Linked DNA regions of Homo sapiens: all the other regions are linked to region 3. A link is a contact called in ENCODE Hi-C or POLR2A ChIA-PET data. All regions are on one chromosome and are shown on one strand. Each heading gives the region's core, a stretch centred on a gene start or an enhancer-like site at or near the end of the contact. The rest is flanking DNA. Distances are from core to core; before and after follow the strand shown. Region 1 overlaps KL (klotho). Region 2 overlaps STARD13 (StAR related lipid transfer domain containing 13). Region 3 overlaps STARD13 (StAR related lipid transfer domain containing 13).

The links. Hi-C counts contacts between places; a loop is a spot of excess contacts on that map. ChIA-PET counts read pairs that join two places held with the same protein, here RNA polymerase II (POLR2A). Pooled maps may share reads with other maps.
Region 1: a loop to region 3 is called in a map with no recorded cell type, with 4 times the contacts of the local background. The contact joins two enhancer-like sites. A Hi-C loop is called at or near these places in 2 of 168 maps with a recorded cell type or tissue (prostate gland and sigmoid colon), 4 of 37 single-sample maps with no recorded cell type and 3 of 50 pooled maps. POLR2A ChIA-PET finds 5 or more read pairs at or near these places in 1 of 52 experiments (H1).
Region 2: a loop to region 3 is called in a pooled map, with 4 times the contacts of the local background. The contact joins two enhancer-like sites. A Hi-C loop is called at or near these places in 2 of 168 maps with a recorded cell type or tissue (Caco-2 and PC-3) and 2 of 50 pooled maps.

The regions. Positions count from the first base shown.
Region 1 is chr13:33,031,980-33,035,261 of GRCh38, forward strand. All of the region lies in intron 1 of KL (klotho), which reads left to right. Among named protein-coding and RNA genes, the nearest start is that of KL, 17 kb to the left of the region's middle. Within about 2 kb of position 1,518, at least 4 of the 41 ENCODE cell types and tissues checked have a DNase peak (open chromatin) inside an H3K27ac peak, as active enhancers do.
Region 2 is chr13:33,227,300-33,230,722 of GRCh38, forward strand. The region is part of intron 1 of STARD13 (StAR related lipid transfer domain containing 13); the gene reads right to left. Among named protein-coding and RNA genes, the nearest start is that of STARD13-AS, 49 kb to the right of the region's middle. Within about 2 kb of position 1,837, at least 15 of the 41 ENCODE cell types and tissues checked have a DNase peak (open chromatin) inside an H3K27ac peak, as active enhancers do.
Region 3 is chr13:33,109,353-33,112,975 of GRCh38, forward strand. It overlaps STARD13 (StAR related lipid transfer domain containing 13), which reads right to left. Exons shown (of 14, transcript NM_178006.4): 9 at 3,369-3,579; 10 at 2,426-2,540; 11 at 1,334-1,555; 12 at 521-738. Among named protein-coding and RNA genes, the nearest start is that of KL, 95 kb to the left of the region's middle. RefSeq lists enhancers at 228-287, 388-477. Within about 2 kb of position 1,624, at least 19 of the 41 ENCODE cell types and tissues checked have a DNase peak (open chromatin) inside an H3K27ac peak, as active enhancers do.

The DNA of each region.
Region 1 (3,282 bases), core at 268-2,767, 77 kb before region 3:
TTTCCTGTGGGTACCAAGGGTCAGAGCTGGGGTCAAAACTCAGGTTTTCTGAACCCCTATTCCCAGTGTACATTCCATGACTCCAGGCTGCCTCCCGCATTGCACAGGTTACATCTAGGGGTGTGCTAGCAAATGCCTAGACCATCCTCGTCCACATCAGCATCTGAAATGGACAAGAATGTTAGTCATGACTTGCCACTAACGTCTTTAACCTTAATTGACATCTGAGAGTGTCATCATTACATCATTACAAAAACACTAACCCAGATACATCTGTTCCCATTACTATTTCTGCGTAATTCCCCCAGACTTAATTGCTTTAAATAACCATTTTATTTGGTTTACAAACTTATGGGTCAGGATTAGGGGAGGGCTCACCCACGCAGTTTTTCTCTGGTCCGCAGTCATCTGAAGCTTGAACGGGGTGGGGCATGCAAGACGGCTCACACATGTGATCCGCGGTTGAGCCTGGCTGTGGACCAGAGCATCTCTGTTGGCCTCGCTTACACAAGTGGTCTCAGATTAGTAGCCTCTGTACATGGAAACTAGCTTCCCTCCCGGCAAGCATCCCAAGAGAACTAGGAGGAAGTGGTATGGACTTCTTTTCTTCTTCTTCTTCTTCTTTTCACTTATTCTTGATATCATGTAGCTTCATTTCTATCAGAGCAGTCACATGCCCACAGATTCAAGGGGGAGGGTCCACAGATCCGCCAATGGGAGGAACAGCCAGGTTATATCGTAAAAGATCATGGGGCATGGGAGATACCCATCTATTTTCTGTAAAAAATACATTTTGCCACAGCATCACTGGCTTTCCAGCTCACAGTGATCTGCCTGGAATGCCTTTTTCCGTCTCTCCAGGATCTACATCTTTCAATATAAGGTTTAGAAACTACCTCCTACAGGAAGACTTCCTTGATTTCCCTCAGCAAGAAAGAATCTTTCCTTCCTCTGAATCGCCATTGCATTAAAAAAAAAATCCATCTTCTGGCGTTTTCACTTTCAGACTTATACTGTAATTATTCTATGTACCTATGTTTGACCCCTCACGATGCCCAGCATAATAATTTGTCTATTGAGTAAATATTTGCTTAATGAAATAATCATTACATGATAACTCAAATAGCAGTCCTGAAAAAGTGCATTTCAATTCAGATCTCTCTTTTTTCTTCCTTCACAATTCTCATTTCCGAAAAATGAAAGAAGCCAGAGGATCCTTTATGAGGAGTTACAGTATAACTTATGCGTGGCTGTTTCCTGTGTTTACTGCTACTCAGTGAGAAATACGGGAGATGGGAGAGTGAAAAACCATGTCATTTACAATTTGATTAAAAAGCTTTTTATCTTTTCCTTTCACGTTTAAGCCTTGCCGTTTTAAAAATTTCCCTTTCGTCACAGGGGATCAAGCAGCAGTTAACGCTGCAGTTCCCTGTTCTGGAAACACTCTCAAAGGTGTTTCAACACATTTTGTCTCAACTCTGACTCCTGCCCCGCTGCCCCACGCCATCCAGCCACACTGAAGGTCTTGCATTTGTGCCTTGGGGCATTATTTTTTTTTACTCTTCTCCCTGCCTGGAAGGTTCTTCCCAACCTGCCCTACCGCCATAGCCACAGAACCAACCCTTCACTTTCCTTAAGTCTATGGTCACAAGCTCCTTCTCAAAGGAGGCACACCTCTAACCACCCCCATTTGGTGACTTCCTGTCTCCTGGAGGCCCCCGGAACTAGTCTTCTCTACTTCCAGCAACCCACTTTACGAGCAGCGGAGAAGACTGACTACTTCTGGGGGCCTCGAGGAGACAGGAAGTCACCAAATTTACAGGTGCTGTGGATGAAACTGTGTGATAATGAATTTATTGGGCTTGTTTTTTTAGCTTCTGAATAGAAGAACCAATAAGATCATTTTTTTAAAAAAGATAAAAACAGACAAACACAAACCCTCTAGTATAAAAGCATTTTTTTTTAAAAAAGATGAACACACACCCTCAGATTGCCTTCTTTTGAAAAGGCAATCTGAGATTCCTTATGAAATCCCCAGACAGAAGCTGTTTCTTTGAATTTAATATGCTGTACACTGTAGAGCCAAGAGGCTTATAGAGTGTTAATTAACACCCCTTGTCAAACATTTGTAAATGAATCTGGCTAAAGCTCAAGGAAACCAGGTTTTTCTGTGTGATAAAATATAATCTTTGGAGATTATTTATGATCACAAAGGGAGACTGTACAGAAAATTTTCCTAGACTTGGAAATGAGGCAGGATTATTGGTGTCCATCTGGACTGAGGCCTCAGGCAGGCCTGCCTAGTTAATCCCATTCTCCTATCCTCATTCTCTGGGGGTGAAGAAGGCAGTGCACCTTTGTTCAATTTGCTGCTTACCATGGATTAGGGCATTTTAAATTCTGTAAGGGTAGTTTTTAACTTGTAGAAAACTGATAGCGATGGGAAGGATTCTTGCCTAATAGGGACACAAACGGATTTTGTTCTGTAGAGATGTAAATGAAAAGATGAAAATCACAACACATTTAATGAAAGGAAAATAAAGACTCTTGTGAGTGCCACCAAAAAAAAAAATAAATAAAATGTATCTCCTCTCCGTGGCACCCCAGGCCTTCCTTACCTCACTCTATTTCTTCATAGCACTTATTGCCTTAGAACATTCTTTATAATTTACATTTATTATGTTTGTTGTTGGTTGTCGCTCCTCCTGCTAAAATGGAATCTCCGTGAGGGCACGGGTTTTTCTTTGATTTGTTCCCTGTTGTGCCCCAAAGTGCTAGAATCATGCCAGGCACACAATAGATGCTCAATAAATACTTCTGGAATGAAAATCCCCCTCCACTTAGACCAGTGAGTTCCAAACTTTTTTGATCTTGACCCATAGTAAGAAAGGCATTTTCCATGTTGAATATACACCATTGAAACAAAATTTTCACAGAAAAAACTTACCATTATTACAGGCAGTGCACTGTGATATTTCCTAATCTCTTCTATTTTGATTTTCAAAATTGCTGAGGCTACTCATAGGTTGATTTCACAAGTGGAGTTTGTGTTATGAAAAACTTTGACTTAACACCATGTCGAAACTGCTACCACAAAAAGGCAAATGCGAAAGAAGGGGGAAAGAGCAGGCCGATGACTTTCCGCTATCCACCACTCCATAAAGCATATTTCATTTTCCTGTAATTGTATCCTGTTCAATGATGTAGAAATCCTCACACACTCACATGCCACTTTTTCTTTGGGTGAAAAGCGTTCTCTACTGCAAGATGAATTGAGTTATT
Region 2 (3,423 bases), core at 587-3,086, 120 kb after region 3:
TAGATAGCTAAAATACGATCCCAGGTAGTTCAACCATATGTGGATTTAAACAGATACCTAATTTGTTCCAGAACTACTTTCCATATCAATACCTTGAAAATACTTTGTAAGTTAAATCTAAAAGGAGGCATGGAAACTTCCTCTACAAATAGTGAAGCTAGTCCAATTCTTAGGGAAAAGAGACAGTCATTAACTCTATATTTAGAGCTAGGCATTCCATTCCCCCAAACTACTCTCTCATCAGCCTAATTGCTTGAAATTCCTGTTCTTGTTTAACACTAGGGCAAAGCATTTCATTTTAAATTTGAGATAAGGTTTATACTCCAAATACCCTGAAAAAGGTAATTTAGGGTATTAGGACCACTTTAACTTGGACATGACTATGGAGGGGGTACAACAGGGAGGCAAGATGCTGGATGCAAACCTAGATACCAAAGACAAAATGAGGCACACTTCCCTCACTCCCATTTTTTCCTAGGACAAGCACCATAAGGAGTATCAGTTAATTGAAAAAGTCTTTACTAGATGCCAGGAGCTGTGTCAGGTACTGAGGTTAAAGTGATGAGGAGAATACTGCAAAGCACAACACCATCCTGACAACATGTGAGAAGCTCAAAGCCCATCAGAAGAAAGAGACAGGCCCTTTACAAATGAACATAATGATAGATTGAATGTGCGATCGTAAAACGAAACAACGCAGAGCAGTTTTTAACAGTTGCGTGGTGGGGGAAGGGAGATGCAAATAAAAAAGAACATTTGACTTGGATTTGTAAGGACATGAAGAATTTTGCCAGGTGGGGAAGTGGTGGAAGGGAGGAGTTATTTCAGGCAAAGGCAACATAAAAGCATGGCACAGAAGCATGAAGAGTACATGGAGTGCTCATGGAAAATCACTGAAGGCTGGGAGGGAGCCCCAGTGGATTCTGGTGGATTGCAGCCTCTGGCGAAGGCTGAGGTTGCCTCTGGACCACATTACTCCCCCATGTATTTCTTTATAGAGACATATTATTTTCAACTCTTTTGAGAAGAAACATTCATACTGATTGTTTCTTATTTAAACTATGAATCTATTAAAATATCAGGCATTCTTCATAAAAATCATTGATAAAAAATGAATTAAGAGTACAGTTCATTTACAGTGTTTTTTTTTTGGAAGTTAAAATTGAGCTCCTGTTATAAAACAGAGACTGTGTGGACTCCTTAGTGAAAGAAACTCAGTTCAGAGGACAACAGGCGACAGTGGACAACCTGGTCATATTCTGTGGTTAGTCAACCAAGAGTTTGATTCCACCAGTATCCCTATCTTCCTTGCTTCCAAGCATACTATTTATCTTTAAATTAAATACTAAATGAATAACATGTTTGTGATTGCTAATTCGGACATGGGTCACACCACAGTTTTACACCTTCGAATACAAGATTTCTGCAGTTCCACTACATGTCCACTAGAGGCCTGTGAAGAGCTTTTTTCCCCCATCACGTAGAGTCTGATAACCAAAAAGGCCAGAATTAAAACAAATAAGAAATATTGATTAGACACGAGTAAGACAAGGATCTAATTGGTACGTAACCTCACAGTAAGTATCATAATTGTGGATAAAATAATCAAAATGCAACATTGTTTCAAAACTCCAAGATACCAAATTGCAAAACTTATGAAACTACTCATATGTAACCACAAAAGCAAAGTTAAAAGAAGTAGGGCTTTGAAGACTTCAGCAACCATTCCAAAAGGCCAGCAGACTCTGGCAGGCTTTGACTAGGTGGAAGACTGCACCAAGTGGTGAAGCAGCCTGAATAAAAATTGCCAGCAGCCTGTATGGGCTTCTAGATCTTCAAATGCATACTCAATCTAAAAGGCATGCAACCAACGGAGGGAAAACTCCTTGGTGGGAAAGTAAACAATGCAGTGATTTAAGGCAGATGGGCTGAAAAGGGACTTCCTAAATAGCGACTCCATGGAAGTAAACAGGGGAAGACAGTTGAGATACGGCCAGGACACTGAGATGACACAGACCAAAACCGACCCTATGGTGAAGACTGTGGAAACTCTCAACTTAAGAGGAAAGAGGGCAACTTAAAGCAAAACACTTAACATATTCGATTTGCCAGGACAACCGCAAGACTGCGTGAGCACTGGAAAAATTACCAGAAGGACAAGATGCCCTGTAACATCCCTTTATCTCTTGTCGAACTCAAAACAGACTTTCATTCATTTCATGGTCTGCTTGAACAAACACAAACAAAGACGAAAAATACTAAAAGTCACATCACCCGTGCCAGGCATGGACACGCGAGTGCACGCGTGCACACACACCACACACACACACTACTTCTAGTCTATTTACAGAAATGGCCTGTTTTTCACTAGCTTTGGTTAATTAGCAATCAGAAGAGAGTTGTATGGGGTTGGAAGAAAGAACCCTTTGTTTGGAAAACCTGTGAAAATATTCCCTCAGAAGCTTGTAACTTTCCCTACGCATCACCCTGGCCCTGAGGACAAGCCCCTGTGCCAGAAGCCTCAGTGAGGCACACAGAGCTCACATTCAAAGGCAGCTCTCTTTGTTGTCCCCCAGGAGTTAAACCTTAATGGGTTCACAATTTGCAGGCTTTTTTGGAGAGTGGCTTAGTGGTGGTTGCCTGCTGCCAGAAATGGAGCAGAGACAAACCCTAGTGAATCCCACAGCTGTTGTGGCTGCTCCATTGGAGAGAAGAGCAGTTGCCTGAGGCATTTCAAAGACAAGCAAGAACACAGGGAGACATTATGAGGCCTGGAAGCGAATTTGCAATTATTGGGAGCAGATGGTCAGTCCACATGGGGAAGAAGGAGATTGTAGCCATCGTTCTCCAGTGAAGACCATGGCAAATGGTAATTCACTGAGTCTTATGTCCCCAGATAAATCTTGTATTGGAAAAGTATTCAGCTGCAACATAAGATCATCATCTGCAGCTAGTTAGTTTTACTGTCACGCTCTTGACTTCTAAACCTAAACAGCCACAACTTGGACAGGAAAAAGCCAGTACATGCACATCCTACCTTGGTTAGAAAGAAGAAGAGGCGTGGCTGCTCTGGTAGAAATAGGGAGAATACTCATCCTGGCACCCTGGGTTTCCTGGAGGCAGCCTGCCTGAACACTGCCTCCAACATTACTTTGCCCAGCCCTTTATTTCAGAAAAATCTTCATTTTAAACAAACATTCATGAATGCTGGGATACTGCTGAATGATTTTGAGAGTGGAGCTTTCATAATCTTCTTTTGTAAGCTATATCCACTTTTTTTCATCACCCTTTCCGGTCAAGGGCTGCTTTCTGATGCACAAGAATTCTCTTTTGCTGAAATCTCAGCCTATTTCCTGTTATCCTCATGTTGATTCATCTGAGAATCACATTATCTCTTCTAAAACACTGTTTACTTAGTCCATT
Region 3 (3,623 bases), core at 374-2,873:
CACAGAATCAACAAGATTTTCTGGACCTCCAGGGCAGTGCCAAGGTTTCTGAGCATAGTAATAGCTATGAGCATCTGAAGTTATACAGATGAGTTCTGAAGTCAAACCTACTCCAGTCTTGAGAGTTACACACACTTTCCCAGGGGAGAAAAACAAAATCAGAAGAAAAGCCAGTCAGATCCATTTGCATAATTTGGCAGAAAGTGCAACCGGACAAACAGCAGCTTTTCTGGGCCGTCTGCTCTGAGGAAATGAATAATATTTATGGCCTAATAAACTGTGTGCTCCACAAGGAGAGGGGCAATCAGAGAGCCCAGGCAGAGCTGTAGGCTGGGTGAAAAGACACAGGAAGTCGGGCATCGACACAGAAAACTCAGATGTCACTGAGGGAAACAAGAGCCGGCTTAGTGTTCCCCGTGGAGGCTGGACTTTGGTGGGAGACACCAGGAGAAGTGCTCACATCTACAGTTCGCGTCCTGCCTTTGGAACAGAACATCATAAACCCTAGAGTCAGGCTCACCTGAGAACCACAAAGTCTCTGGAAGGATGGGGAGCCATGCTGTTCAGCACATACTGGTAGATCTCTGTTTGCCTGTCTAGAGTTTCCACAACCTTCCACTGCACAAAGTCCTCGTCCCACAGGTGGCGCTCTCTCAGCACGCGGTTCAGGACCACTGAGGGGGGTGCTTCCACCTCCACAGAAGCCTTCCACAGCTTCAGCGGGTTCCCGTCGCCCACCTTGGGAAAGACAACGTCAGAAGCTGAAGAGGTTGTCTGGGATATGGGTCCAACATTTTTTGTTTGGGCTTTTAGTTTTGCTATCATACCTTGCTGGGTGTTCAAAAACCATCACTGATTATGTAAATTGAGAGTGATACTACATACCTCAGCTGTAACATTTTAGTCCTTAAGCTTAAAAGAATAATAATGATGATAAAAATAATAATCACCAACACACCTAGTGGTTACTGTGTGCCAGGAACTATTCTAAGCCATTTGGTTTGTAAATTAGCCTTCCTCCGACAGTGGTACTCTTACAATGTCCATTTTGCAAATGGGAAAACTGAGGCACAGAGAGGTGTGTGACTTGCCCAACATCACACAGCTACGGGGGAGAGACAGGACCGGGATCCAGCTGTCCGGCTCCATAGTTTACTCTCTGATTATAGGCAACAGATCTCTGGACTGAGTTCTTTGAATGGTTCATGTGCCTTAACTGTCCGCGTGTGTGCCAAGCCCTGTGGACACAGCAGCTGTTTTCAATGCAAAAACAAATGTCTGATTGTTAGCTGTGGCTTTCTGGGGGTGATCTTTTTCCATCCTCTGAGATTACCTTTTTGAAAGCAAGATCTGTATTGTCCGTGCTGGAGCACGTGACCCATCCTTTGAACTTCTCCTTGGCTTCTTTCTGGAGGCCCTGGATGAGATGGTTCAGGTAAGTGTGGAAAGTTGCCCCACTCTCCTCCAGCTGTGTCCCCAATTCTTCCAGGGTTGGCACGTGGATCTCAGCCTCCACATACGAGTTACGAGACTGGGCCACCAACTCGTGTGGAACCTAGACCAACGGATGCATGAAAGGGCAACACACTGAGCCAAAGAAACGCCGAGACTCAAAGAAAGCAAAGCCATTTCACCCACAACCCGGCTCTGAGCCACGGGCCGAGGGCCACACGGCCAGAGATGTTTTTCTAAGATCATTGCCAAGGCCGGGAGGGGCCTTCCTAAAGTCAGGAAATACAAACATGTTTCTGAGGCTGTATTTATTATTCAAAACATTGCAATGACTTCCCCTTTATTATTTTCACTTCCCTTTTATTTTACCTTTACTGTCTTTTTATTCAGTTTGGCAAAATATGGGCTCAGACAACTTTACCCACTATGAATAAGACTTAAAACAGACAGACTTGTGAAGGGAAACATCAAACATGACTTGGGAATAGCTTTACTTTTTTAGCACACTTTTCCCATTGACAAATGCCAATTCTATCACAAAAGTATGCCACAAGTCTGGTTCACTTACTTCTTTTACATATCTGTGGCTGTATTCATAAGCTGTCATTGGTTCTTAGCAACAAAGATTCCTCAGTATCATACACACACTCACACAGATGTTTAACCTAATCAAGCTCCAAGGTAAAATCAAATAGAACATAATTGGCTGACTGGCCTTGAACCTGATAATGGCAGGTGATGCACTGTTTGCATAAAAACCATCAGTATGGTAATCCCAAGTGTCTTTATCAAAGCCTCAATTGTATAGCTAGCTCCTCAGCTTTCTTGGAAGCAAACACCAGAGCTATAACATATACTATTGTCATAAAATCAGGAACAAACAGATAGAAACCATAAATGTAGCAACAATCCCAAGCGTCTTATCTAGTTCCAAGAGCTACTAGGGAGGCGGAGGTTCGAGCCTTTTGCTCACCTCAAAAAGTCTGTCGCATTCCATGATCATGTGCGCTAGCCCCTGAGCTGCTGCCAGATTCTCGTTGAGGTCCTTTTGATCTGGCTTCCCAGTGGCATATTTCTTCTGTATGACTCTGTAATTGAACGTGAGTGTGCTAAGCAGATCCCACACCAACGAGCTTGTCACAATACCAAACTCATCCCTTTTGTTTTCTGTTTATACCCAGATGCTATCCAGATCCCAGGCTTTTGCGTTTCCAAATAAAAACAATGATCACATATCTTAGATATCTGAATCAGGCTAACAGTCTGACAGTTCACAAGGAAAAATCTTGGAAAACTAAAGGGCAGGAAGAACAGCAGGGGACAAAATTAATCTGTTTTTCCAAAGTTTGAAACCCCTTAACTGCAAGCTCCTGTGCTTTGGTCTTAAATATAGCCTTTTAAAAATTGTAAAATACTACTTTGTGTATGTTTTCCTCCTCACTCACACAGACAACATAAAACTCAAGCTTTCTGGATCACAGCTGGCATTCTTCAATGCTAGCTCAATAATTCTATGAATCTGAGCCCCGTGAATTAGGGTGTCTCACAAGATTTTCTGATTATGAAAAGAGTGTTGACAAATCCTGAAGTTGAAATGTAGCATGAGACACATTTTATCTATCTATAATCTATTATCTATCTCTATTATCTACCTATCAATCATCTATTTATCTCTCTTTATCATCTACCATCTATTTATCATCTATCTATTTAGCTGTCATCTATCATCTATGTATCAACTATCTATCAATCTATCATCTACCTATCGTTGATCTATCTACCTACCTATCTATCTATAATCTGTCTACCAATATATCCATTCGTATCTATCTATCCATCCATCCATCCATCCAGTCTTATGAACTGTGGGAATGCCTGCTTTGGGATTACTGTTGTTACTGAGAAAAAAAACCCACCGTGGAGAGCTTTCTTTCTTCAATAAATTAAGATGAAAGAGGGAGGGGGCCAGACACACTGCCAGGTTCATGGGCGTCATCTGATTCTCTTCCACCAAGTTGACGACGTCGTTCAGGAAACACAAGAGCGTCTGCAGGACCTCCCTGTTCTCATCGGCCAGTAGCAGGATGGCAGCCTGCACGGCCTGCAGCCGCTGCTCTTTGGAGACATCTGAGGAAAAGTGGATGCCAGGTCATTGGAGGAGCAGACATAGA